Regions from separate parts of the Homo sapiens genome. Here region 1 is linked to region 2. A link is a contact called in ENCODE Hi-C or POLR2A ChIA-PET data. All regions are on one chromosome and are shown on one strand. The core of a region is the stretch at or near the end of the contact, and the rest is flanking DNA. Distances in the headings are between cores, read along the strand shown. Region 1 has its middle 330 kb from the start of DYSF. Region 2 holds the start of LOC124907827 (a long non-coding RNA gene).

Region 1 (6,031 bases), core at 1,353-3,852, 93 kb before region 2:
CCGCTGCAGGCTGTGCTGCTGTTTGGAGAAGGAGGTTGTCACATTGCAATCTGGAAGGGCAGTTTCTCTCCTGAGCCCTGCCTGCCTGGAGGGGGATTTGTGCGCTGTTCGTCAATAATGCTAACATCAGTTTAAACAATAGCTAAAGCAAGGGACTACAGGGTGTAGTGACCTTTACCTGTGGAGTCCCCTTCTCAGGTAACTGTGCTTCCAAAACCCTTGGGGCCTGTCTCCCTTCCCCCAGCACAGCCTGCCAGCAGGAGATTTCTGAGATGAGCCTCCCAGCCCTCAGTGGGCTCCCTCTCCTAAAGGTTTCAGCACATGGGCACAGGCTCTCCCTCTGAGAAAGGTGTGTGGCAGTGACTTCCTGCCACAGGTGTGAACCAGCTGCCTGGCCTTGCCACCTGCTTCTCACCCCAGTCCCCTGGGCTGCCACAAATACCCTTACACCCAGGGGGTTCCTCCTGGAGGGCACAGCCTCAGGAGTTTTTCTCCTGGGGTGGGGCAGATGTCCCCCAGCTTGTCTGGGGCAGCTCAAGACTTAGTCACTGCCCACCAAGCAGAATCTGTTCAGCTTCTCAAATGTGTCCCCTTCAGAGTGGGTGATAGAGGCCCAGACCTTGGCACATGTGCCACTGGTCACCAGACAAGGGCAGAGCAGGCCGAGACCAGGGAAGGGCTCAGGACAGACTCCCAAAGCAGAGAGCATCACTTTCTGGCTTTCCAGGGTCTGTCCACCCTGTCATGCAAACTGTGGCTTCAGAAAAACCAAGACTAGTGCCTGGCATGCAAGTAACAGCTGAGCTTACGGGAGAAAGGTGAGGGTTGGGCTCAGCCAGCACCCCTGAAAATGCAGTTCTGTTGAGCTCATTTAGCACTGAACAAGCTCCTGCTGTTACCCACACTCCGGGCACTGGGTTACAAAGCAAATTCTTTGTATTCTCTACTCTCAGGAGGCTCACAGTCTAGTTGCAGAGAAAAACAAGAAAAGAGCTATTTCAAAAGAGGTGAGTACAGTGACAGGAGAGCACTCTGGAGCTGAGGGCTTGCAGAGGGGCCCCTGCTCAAGAATGGGAGGCTGGGCTGTCCACTGGATGCTCTCTGTTGGTTCTCAATCCATACTCTCCCACCCCCCACCTTCCCAGCACCCCCTTCTCTCATCTTTTTTCAAGCTTCCCTTCTGCCCCTGATGATGTCTTCCTCTGGAAAAGCCCTCAGGGCTAAAGAAAGGGTATGGCCCATCCCCAGGGACATGATGGAGAGCCCTTCCCAAGGGAGAAGAGACCAACCCTGTAGACCCTTGGTCCGGAGGGGGTCCCCTCTGAAGGAAGTTCGCAGTCCTCTGAGCTTCCCCATGCTCAGCGCCTCCTCTGCCCCAGGCCTGCCTGGCTCCATGGGGAGGGATCTGAAGGGCCCCTTGCACCCGCACCAGGAGCCCCTCTGGGAAGGCCCAGCTTCTGCTGGGGCATTTCAGTGGTGCAAACCTCTGCCTCTGGAGACATCCAGAAGCCACTTTTTGACAGCTTTGAAGGAGCAGAAGTGATTCCCTGCCCTATACGGGGGAGCATCAGCCTCCTTGAATCCTCCAGACTCGAGTCCCAGGCCTGGGTTCTAAGGCCTCATAGAAAAAGTCTTGAAGAACACAGCTAACATGGCTGCAGCTACCTCAGGACCAGGTTACCCAGCAGACCCCTTCCCAAGTGGCTTGCCCCTCCCCACTCTGGCCCTGCAGCCTCAGGGGCCTCCCATTCTTCTGCCCAACTTCCCCCTCACCTCCACCCAGGACTTCTCACTGCCCTGAAACCTAATGCTTGGCGTCTCCTTCACTCTGGCCCAGACAAATCATCTGCTGTAGCCCCAGATCACAGAGCTCCTGAGTGTCAGCCTGGGTGACAGCAGAGGCCCCTGTCTTTAGCATAAGCATCAGATCCCTCAACTTGTCTCACTCTGTCACTATGTTGAATTTACCGGAGACATGGAGCACCCCTGTGGCTCTACCTGTAGATAGGACCCTTTCTTTCCCCACTCAAACTGTCTCACAGAGTCAGCTGCAGAGAGGCTCAGCCTCCCAGGCACATTGATGAATTGCACTGGGATGGCCACCACCTGCCTCCTCCCATGCTTTCACGGGCCTTGCTTTTTTTCCCTCTCTCTGCACACTGTGCCTGTAGACTGGATGCTGGGTGTGGGGCTGGGCTTCCAGCTGTCCCTCCCAAGTCTAGGAAGAAGAAGCAAGGTGGGAGGCAGGGGTGGAGGTTTGAGAAATGGAGGCAGAGGGAAGGGAGATGGAAGAAAGGAAATTTGGGCCAATGGATGGGAGGCATGGAGGGGGAATCTGGAGGGCTTGTGTCAGGTGGAGGGGGTTGGCATGATATCAGGGAGCTTGAATGGAGGAAGCAGGGGTCAGAGAGGTGGGAGCAGGGGAGAGGAGATGGGGAACCACAGCAATGGCAGGAGCTGGGAGCTGCTGCGTTGGAGGTTTCCTTACTGTCTGAGTGTTTGCCATGGAATTTCCCAGCCTAATAAAGAAGAATTTAAATAGACCACAACTTGCTTAATGTTGACTGTGTAAATAATCCAAATCCCCAGTTCCCTTTGTTCCACAGGCTATTTGTGTCAAGAAAGAAAGGGGTGGGGGGGAATCCAACAGAAGCCGCTGTCCCAGATAGCGAGAGTTGGGGACTCTCTGTTCTCCTCCATCAGGGCCCCAGGGAGCAAGGGTTGAGGCCTGGGACAGGGAGACTTGGGTTTCCCAGCCAAGCCTTCCATTTGTGAGCCCACATACGCAAGCACGTAATCCCCACACTGACTCACGTGCATACATGTACAGTGCGTATGTGTATGCACAGCACATTTTCCCTATACTGACTCATGTGCATGGATGTATATACATACACACAATTGCCCATGCAGGCTGACTCGTGTGCAGACAGGAAAACATGCAAGTGTGTACACACTCAAACACAAGGAATCTCAGGAAGGGTCAGCTGAAGGGGCCAGGCACAAGGTCTTAGCATGGGTCAGGTCTCAGCCACTTCCCTCCACCCCGTTCTACCTCTGAGCAACCCTGTGGCAAGGCCCTGGCTTACATGGCTCAGGAATGGGATCCTGTTGGGTGGGTAGCAGAATGGCTTTGGTCACACTAAGTCACATCTAAAGAGGGTTCCTGTTGGAGGAACAGCATGAAAACCAAGTTCAGAGTTGTTCTCCAATCCCCACTCTTGGCCAATGACACATCCCCTCCTCCCACAAGACCCGTGTACCACCACACTCAGCTATGCTGAGGACTCGGAAGAGAGGGAGAAGAAACAACCTTCCCTCAAGCTTGGGAACCGAGCACGGCAGTTTCTAGCCCCTTATTCATAGGCATGGCATAGGCAATTGAGATATATCACCACCCAGTCCGAGGTATCCGAGAGAGAGAGGAAGGAAGAGAAGGAAGGGAGAGAGAGAAGGAGAGAGCTAAGAGGACAGGAGTGGAGAAGGAGATGACAGGAGAAGAGAGGCAAGGGGAGGGGAAGATGACCAGTGTCATTTCATTCTTGCGTGTGTGCCCAAGCAAACTCACACACACATCACACAGAGCAGGGAGAATAAGGTCTGGCAGTGGGGAAGGGGCTAGCCATGCACGTATTCCCAGGTTAAAAATCCCTGCCCCAGTCCTAATTCTGCTTGGTGCCTGAGCCCTGGGTCTTTCCTAGCCACCTAAACCATGCTCCCACCCACTTCACTGCTACTCCTGCTCACAAGGGCATGGCTCAGACTGAAACAGTTATTTCTGTGCTCAGCCTCAAACTCTGGAAGGCCCAACAGAGGTCCCAAGAAATCAGTGGCAGGGGCTGGCTGAAGACCAAGCCCAGACTATAGAAACCTTGTAGGGGTGCGATCAGGGCTCCTATCCCAGGAAGTCACAATGTAATTACATCCTGAGAATACAAGAACAACCAGTGAGTTAAGAGTAACCACTCCAGATAACCCAGGAGGTATCAATCACCAGCGGCTGCCTTATTTCCACGAAGCCCCCAGTCCACTTTCTCTGCTCCCCCTTTAGGGCAGGGCCTCCAAGGATGGAAGAGCAGGCGACTGGTGCCTCCTTTTCTGGGTGGGCTGGGGGCTCCAGGCTCGGCACTGGGGCAGATGGTGTGCATCTCTCAGGCTGCCTGGGAAATGGACGGAAGTGGGGCTGTTCACACGCCCAGAATCTCTGGGCTGTCACCAGGTCCCCTTGATCCTCTTTCCAAGAAGGAAGAGGGGAAAATGTATCTTTCCAGGCCCTAATCCTCTCCACATGGGTGGGCACTGGAGCCGCCAGGGCCCCGCTGCAACACGCAGGCCTGCAGGAACACCAACGCCACTGCACGGGGAGGACCCTGCCCCCAGGCCCTGCAGGTATGTGATTGTAGAAGCCTCTGCCTCCCCAGCATTTTTTACACAGCCTCCACACTGCCCAACTCCTACCCCAGGCTAGCCTCTGCCTGGTATCCCCTTGCATGCTTCACATCAAAGGGAAACTGAGTCAGCACCACCCGATGGACACCTGGGTGGAAGAAGCCAGGCAAGGAGTCTGGCCTGAGCTGAGGCAGCCGTCTGAACCTGAAGCCCTCACAAGGGCATAACAGGCAAAGACGTCCAGGAAACCTGCCCGGGAGTTGGGGACCAACTCCTGCAGATCGCTGCAGTGCATCAAGAGGGGCTTATCTGCCTCCCTGTACACTAGGAGCAGGACCCTAAGCAGCTGTCCTCTCATCATTGAGCAACCCCCAGGGCTAGTTCCCCAAAGGGGGCCCAGGCTGGTGCAAATAAAAGGAAGGTACTAGAAATGCCCCAGGATGGAGCCCTTTGGGCCAGCAAGGGGAGCTAGGGGACCCTTGGGAGGAAGGTCTGTGTATGGAGACCCTTGTCCAAACCACCCCTGAAGCCCTCCCAGCCAGGATCCCATGAAAGGCCAGCTTGCACAGCAGTGTTACAGCTCTTTCTTGCTATAGCAAGATGGACCCCCCAGCCATCTCCACAGGCTGCAGGATCCAAGGCATGGCTCATGTAACAGTTGATCTGGGCCATATGGAACCCAACTCCCAAGTTCCCACGACCTGGGCATTAGTGACCTCCACGTTTAACATCTCATCTGAGGACACAGAACCAGCATGATAAGCACAGGCATGCGTGGACAGCAGATATGGGCTATATCCACGGCTGCAGCCCCCCGCAGCCCACATCCTGGTCCTCTAGCTTGCTCTTGCTCTGGGCCTACCAGGGATGCCAGGCTGCCTTGCCCTCTCCAGCCACCATGACCACACAGCCTGGACCCTGCAGGCAGAGAGGCTGCCAGGAGGCCTGGAGGCCAGGATGGCCTGGCCCTGCTTTGATCTTGGGCATCAAAGGCCAGGAAATGCAATCAGCTCTGAGGAGCACTCGCTGTCTGGTCGTCCCCAGCAGGCACAGGCCCAGAGCCCTCCCCGTCCTTCTCAGGCTGGGCCAGTCCCTAGCAGGCCAGCCAAGGGCTCTGGGCAGGGGGCTGGAAAGTCCACCCCCATCCCCAACCAATTCGACGGAAACTATTTTAATAAGAGCTAATTCTGCTGACATGGCATCTTCTTTCTGCACCCCCACCCCTGGTTCTATGCTCCCCTCCAACCCCACCCCCGTCTTCCCCCCTGACTTTTATTGTCCCAGACATTTGCGTGAAAACAGGAACTTTGTGCTCTGGGCTCCATCTGCTCCTGCTTATTTCTCACTTGGAGCTGCAATCCTTGGCCACGCATGCCCCCTCTCCACCACCTCACCCTTTTCTCCTCAGACTGCCCCCAGCATCAAAGACTTGTGGGGTCTCTGGTCCCTGGGACAGGCTGGGGTGGCCAGAGAGATTGGCCTCCTATGGGACCCCTTCTCTACCAGGCTGTGGTCATGGACACAGGGGGCTAGGAAGCTGGGACTGAGGCAGGACTTAGAGATGGACACCCTCTGCCCTGGAGCTGAATTCCCACCCCTGCCTGCATCCCTCTTTGCCCCAGAGGAAGAGAAAACCTCCCCC
Region 2 (6,003 bases), core at 99-2,598:
TGAGGCTCTCTGAGAGCACAGATGGGGTCTCCTACATAGGCCTGGGGGCTCACAAGGGGCAAAGGCAATGTGTGCCCCATCAGTGTGCATTCTAAGGGCAGCCATGCCTTTTTCTCCAATCTAAGGGCTCCCCGAAGGACAGCAGATGCTCTCACATCAGACCTGGGGCTCTGCAGAGGCAGAGGCCGTGGCTCCCTCATCAGACTAGTGGTTCCTAATAGAGCAGGCCCACCTACGTAATTCATAGGGCCAAGTACAAAATACAAATGTGCCTTTTTCCAAAATTATTGGGAAAGTCAAGGTGGTGATAGTAGGGCATTAAGCCAAGCGTGGGGCCCTTCTGAGCGTGGAGCCCTGTGTGACTGCATAAGTCACATGCCCGTAGAGCTGGCCCTGTATGGAAGGGACTGTGCCTCCCCTGTAAGATGAGGCGGCAGGTGAGGAACTCAGAGGCCAGGCGGGCACAAAGCCAAAGGGAATGGGAAGAGGCCTGGAGGTGAGCAGGGCAGGCCCCAGGCCCCGAGGAGGGACACACAGGGTCACTTCCCCAAACAATAGGGCATTCATGAGCAGCCTGGCTCCACAGCAGGGCCCTGACGCCAGGCCCCGACGCCAAGCTCAGCCCTGTAATTCATGCTCCAGTCCCTGAGCCGAGCACTGGCAGGGGCTCAAGTAGGAGAAAGTTGATGCTGCGGAGGTGGCCGCAGTGGAAACATCTATTTTTACCCTGGCAGACCGGGAGACAGGTCAGCGGTGGCTTTGAGTGAATCCCAGTGCAGCCACCCAGGGCCTAGTCCCAGCCTAGGGACAGCCCAGACCAGCGGAGGGCCACCCAGGCAGCCCCCATGCAGCACCAGGTCAGGCGGGCCTCAGACCAAGGAGCGAGTCAGAGCATCCCCGGAAGGGGCCCCACCAGGGCCGTCACATTTCTCCCCGGCTCTGCCCCTGACACTCACTTCTGTCCCTGCCTTGTGAACAATGTCAGCTCAGAACAGAAGTGGAGATTCCTGAAGCCCTTCCCCAGCCATTCCTGGTCAAGCCCCACCTCCCCCTCCCCCGCCTCCCCCCACCGCCTCCCCCGGGGTTCCTGGGGATGCCCTGGGCCATCAGAGTCTGAGAATGGAGAAAGCAGAGGGAGGCGTACAGGGTCTCATCTCGCCTGCCCTGAGGTGGGGAGATCTGCTCAGTGACCCTTATCCGGGAGAGGTCGTTGCTGAAGCCAGTGAATGAACACTGATGGGTGACTTTCAGACTCTGCACCAGCCTGGCTGGCACACCGGTTAGGTGGCTCCTACCTGGCTCCCGGGTGAGGCCAGCTTTTCCTCAGTTCTTACCTCCAGCAGCCAGCACTTGAGGCCCCCACCTGTCCCCCCTGCAGGTGGAACACTGTGTGCTGAGGTGTTTACGTTACATAAACCCAACCACGCTCGTCAGGAAATTTGTAGCTCCCCTGAGGAATGAAAACTCAATGCCTTCTTGCACAGGGCCAGGCAGGGATCCTAGCCACAAGCCCCGGGTCCACCTCTGGCTCCTGGATTCCTCTGGTCTGCTGCCAGAGGGAGTAGCATGGGGCGGGTTGGGGAGGGCAGGAATGTCCCCAGCCCACTCACCTCTCTCTGCTCTGGTGGGCAGACAACCAGCCCCTCTGGCAGCCAGCTAAGACTGAAGCAGAGGAGGACCTGGGTCCCCTGCCCTGGGGTTCACCTCCAACCTGGAGATCTGTTGGAGAAGCCACCTGCCTTTGAGTGGCAGTTTAGCATCCCCACTCTGGGAAGCTCTCTCCGCGTTTAAGGACAGTCTGCAGTCCTCATAATCTCCAGTGTTGCCACCCAAGTCTTCTGGGCCCACTCCTCAGCCACCCATCCTGATCCATCGCCTCCTTGACATACTACAAACACTCCTATCCAGTTCTAAGCATGTATTAGCTAGTGTACTCTCAGGTCCAATTTGCCCTCCTTCCTCCCTGTCCAAGTCCCCTTCCTTTGGGGCTGAGGAATGAACAATTGCCCTCCCCAGATGAGAAGGTTGGGGTCAGAGATCCTTGGGGCAGGAGCTACCCTGGAGGATCGGGCAGGGATGGAGAGCCAAGAACCGTCCATCCACATATGGCTGTGAAGTCGTGTCCAACACAGCCCTGGGTTGGGAGGGTGACACCTACATCATTGTCCTTCAAGACGGGGCCCTTAGAGGTGTGCGGTGCTCTGCCAACTTCTGAGGAATAACAGAGGATCTGGGCTCCCCAGGGGCATCACTCACTTTTTATAGGTCTTCTGAGCAGCCCTGAGGCCATCCCCTAACGAGTCCTGCCTGTTCTATGGGGCCTCCCAGATTAGGGTCTCGCTCATAAACCACAGAGGTCTGAGCTTCTATGGGAGGAAAGAAGGGCCATGCCCCAGCCCCAGCTGGGGGAGGAGGGAGGAAAGGGGGCTGCAGACAAATGGTTTTTACACTTTGAGTTAATGAGGGTCAGGCAGGGGCACCCACTGGCAGGAGGGAATAAATGAGAGAAAAATTGATGGGGGGGATGGAGGAGAAGGAGGGGTGAGGGCTTTGAATGAGGGAGGTGAGAGGAACGCCTAGTCATAAAAATCTCTTACAGACGCACACTCACACAAAGACATACATCAGCCCGTGCAAGCTTCCTGAGCCCCGCTGTGTGCCCAGCCTGGGGCTGGAGGCTGTGAAGCGGTGACCTCCGAACGCACTGATAGCAAACCTCCACTGGTGAAAAGTCTGAGCATGCACTCCCCTAGATGCTGATTTATCTCCCCACACGGTCTATCCATGGACAACAATGAGGACTTCAAGGCAGGTTCTAGGTCTAGGATGAGGGCCACTGCTGCAGGTGACCCATGCAAGGCCTCTGGGTCATCAGCAGTGTCACTGACTTCTTGGCAGATCTGATTATGTCCTTGTTGTTTTTCAAGCTGGAGTGCAATGGTGCGATCTCAGCTCACTGCAACCTCTGCCTCCCGGGTTCAAGTGATTCTCTTGCCTCAGCCTCCTGAGTAGCTGGGATTACAGGCGTCCACCACCACACCTGGCTAATTTTTGTATTTTTAGTAGAGATGGGGTTTCACCATATTGGCCAGGCTGGTCTTGAACTCCTGACCTCAGGTGATCCGCCCACCTCGGCCTCCCAAAGTGCTGGGATTACAGGCATGAGCCACCGCACCTGGCATGTTTTTTACTGCCTAATGCAGCTTCTCTGGGGAGCTCCTGCATGCGGTGGATGCATGGGTTAGCTGTGCCCTCGTTTCTACTTCACATGGTTAGCTTATCTCCCATCCACCATTGTCACCTGTTTGTACGCTTAGCTTAATTTCAATCAGAGTAGTTCCATGGCAGGAATTATTTTAAGCTGTGTGTCCATTTCTGTGAGGGTTACTTTAGTTAAATCCACAATGTGTAATCTCTAAATCCCCTTAACTAACCAGGTTCACACCAAAAGCTAAGACACAAAAAGCCATACACCAAAAGCTGAAAAACAAGGGTGGCGCTACCACTGCCTTCCCTTAGGACTCCTATGCACTTAGCATAGAATACATGACCATAAGTCACATGGCATAAGTGGCGTCCAAGGTCTAGCCAAACATCATATATTAAGAAAGAGTAACAGATTGGATTTGTGAATGTTTTCTTCCCATACCCCAGTGAAGTGTTGTCCACCTCCCAGGGAGAGGTTTAGAGACAATCCCTGGGGAGGCACAGAGATGAAGATGCTTTACATCCCCTTAAATATTTAGTCAAAGGTGGGATAAGAAAATGTAAAAGAAGATTTTAAAGCTGAGCATCTACCAGGTGCCACATTCCACATTCCTGGCATCTGAACCTCATAGGAACTGAAGGAGCTCTGATGACCTGACCGCGTTTGACTAGGGGGAGCAGGGACAGAAATGCCCCAGGCCTCACAGATGGCGGGGAGAGAAGCCAGAGAGCTGGAGTCAAGTGCAGGCTGGCCCGAATTATTCCTGTTAATGTAAGCAGCAGGGGGTAAAGGCCCTGAGGAGATACAACCATGAAAGCAGGAGCTCCAAGCCCGCCCTGATGGAGAAATCAGAGGCAGCCTCATGAAGAAGGCAAAGGAGGTTTTTCACCCTTGGTGACACCCAGACAGCCCCTCTCATCCACGCTACATCTACACATCCCTGGGGGCCTCACCTCATATCCCCCACCCGCATCCCCATCCCCAGCTTTCCCGTAATGCCTTCTGCAGAGGAGGCAGGTGATCCTCACCACCCCACCCCTCCTGACCGGTGACCTCATTCCTCCCACTATCCCCCACCCCAGCCTACTATGGGCAGGGGTCGTGGAGGTGCCCTGAGGCAGGCGGAAGGCCAGAGTGTCCTTCCTCTATGGCGGCACTGCTTGTAGGGAAGACACCACTTTCCCGGTTTAATCCTATCTCCTCAGTCTTTCTAGTGATTCACCTTTTGCCTAGGGGTGTCTGAGACACTTAAAAGATCCCTGCCTTAGACAAGGAAGCAGGGACTCACCTACACACCCCAGACCCGTCAGGACCTCTGGCCTTCTGAGGCTTCTTATCCTGCCCTTATATCTCAATGACTGCTTAGCCACTTCAAAACAGCCACCTAGGATGGCCATGGAAAAGCCCTGCAGACAAGATGCTCAATAAGAAAGCAAAAGGAAACTACCTAAAATCCATCAATAGGAGCCCTGACTAAATACACCATGGTTCCTCCGAGTGATCAATGATTATACAGCCATAAAATCATGTTATAGATGAATATGTAGACGCGGATGGGTGTTCATGGTACAGTGGTTACAAACCACTCTGCACAGTGAGATCACATTTTTAAAAAAATACTAACATATACTTTATACTCACATGGAAAATTCTGGAGATACCCAAGTGCCAGCAGTGGTTCTCTCTGGGTAATAGGATTAGTGGCTGTTTTATACTCTTCCTTTTGCTAGCTGTTTTCTCCAGTTTCTATAATGAACAAATATTACTTTTGTAATAAGACAAAAACCAACAAAAGCTATTTTTAAAAATAAAACAGTCTCCCATGCCCATCTGGAAATAGTGTGCTGCCCTGATCGCCAGCGGGGTTCAGAGTGGGCAGTGAGGAGTGTGAACTCCGGAAGCATTTCCCAAGCCCAGGCCGGGGGCCAGGTGGCCAACCACGGGAAAAAGACGGCCAAGGGGGCTCTGTACTTGTCTTGCCAGCTCAGCCTAGAGGGGTTAAAGACACCCGCTTTGGTCCTAGAAAGAGCCAAGCAGGGAGCAGATAGGAATGAGCAGAAACACCTTCCCTGGCCCAAAGTTTCCGATGAGCCACAGAGGGCTGAAGGCCCCACTTCCAGGCAGTACAAACACAGTCAAGCCAAGCTCAGTCCTGCCTCAGGCCCTTGGCAATTGCTGCGCCCCCCACTGCGATGCTGTCCCCCAGGTTTTGCATGGCTCACTTTTGTCCTTCAGCCAGGTTTCTGCTTCTGCTTCACATTTCCAGAAGGCTTCTCCCCTCTCCCATCTAAAAAGGCTCATTCGTTTAGTTCCCATCGTAGTGATTTGTTTATTTATCTCCTCACCTGGCTTTATTTTTCCTCCTAATGCTCCCTTATCACCGCTTGAAATTGTTTCTCATCTGACTCCCTGACCAGGAGCTTTTACAAGGGCAAGAAGTTTGTGCTTAGAACAGAGCCTGGGCACAGGTGTTGTTCAGTAAGTATTTGTTGAGTGAATGAAAAAACTGCAAGCTTCACAGTGCCAACACTACCTCTACACAATGGCCCCCACCTGCCTCCTGCATCCCACCCCTACCCACCTGGTGGGAGTTCTGGATCCAGCCTGGAAGTCAGCAGATGTGAGATTGGTTGGGGCGGGGTGACTGTGCTGGGGGCAGAGTCAGGAGGTGGGGTAGCACGAAAAGCAAACATTTTGAGTCCACGTGGCTGGGGTTGCCTTTCGTTAACAGCTGCGTGACCTCCCTGAGACTCACTTTTCTCATCTCTAAAATGGGGCTCATAATAGCTATCTCT

What was found. A loop is a pair of places that touch in the nucleus more often than their neighbours do. ChIA-PET counts read pairs that join two places held with the same protein, here RNA polymerase II (POLR2A). Pooled maps may share reads with other maps.
Region 1: a map of PC-9 shows a loop between it and region 2 (2.8-fold over the local background). The contact joins two enhancer-like sites. A Hi-C loop is called at or near these places in 14 of 168 maps with a recorded cell type or tissue (PC-9, Right ventricle myocardium inferior, Right ventricle myocardium superior and 7 more) and 13 of 50 pooled maps. POLR2A ChIA-PET finds 5 or more read pairs at or near these places in 2 of 52 experiments (PC-9 and WTC11).

The regions. Positions count from the first base shown.
Region 1 is chr2:71,790,167-71,796,197 of GRCh38, reverse strand. No RefSeq gene overlaps it. Among named protein-coding and RNA genes, the nearest start is that of DYSF, 330 kb to the right of the region's middle. RefSeq lists enhancers at 1,269-1,880, 3,864-4,851. Within about 2 kb of position 2,602, at least 2 of the 41 ENCODE cell types and tissues checked have a DNase peak (open chromatin) inside an H3K27ac peak, as active enhancers do.
Region 2 is chr2:71,695,741-71,701,743 of GRCh38, reverse strand. It overlaps LOC124907827 (a long non-coding RNA gene), which reads right to left and starts at 5,686. Exons shown (of 2, transcript XR_007086966.1): 1 at 4,850-5,686. Within about 2 kb of position 1,348, at least 13 of the 41 ENCODE cell types and tissues checked have a DNase peak (open chromatin) inside an H3K27ac peak, as active enhancers do.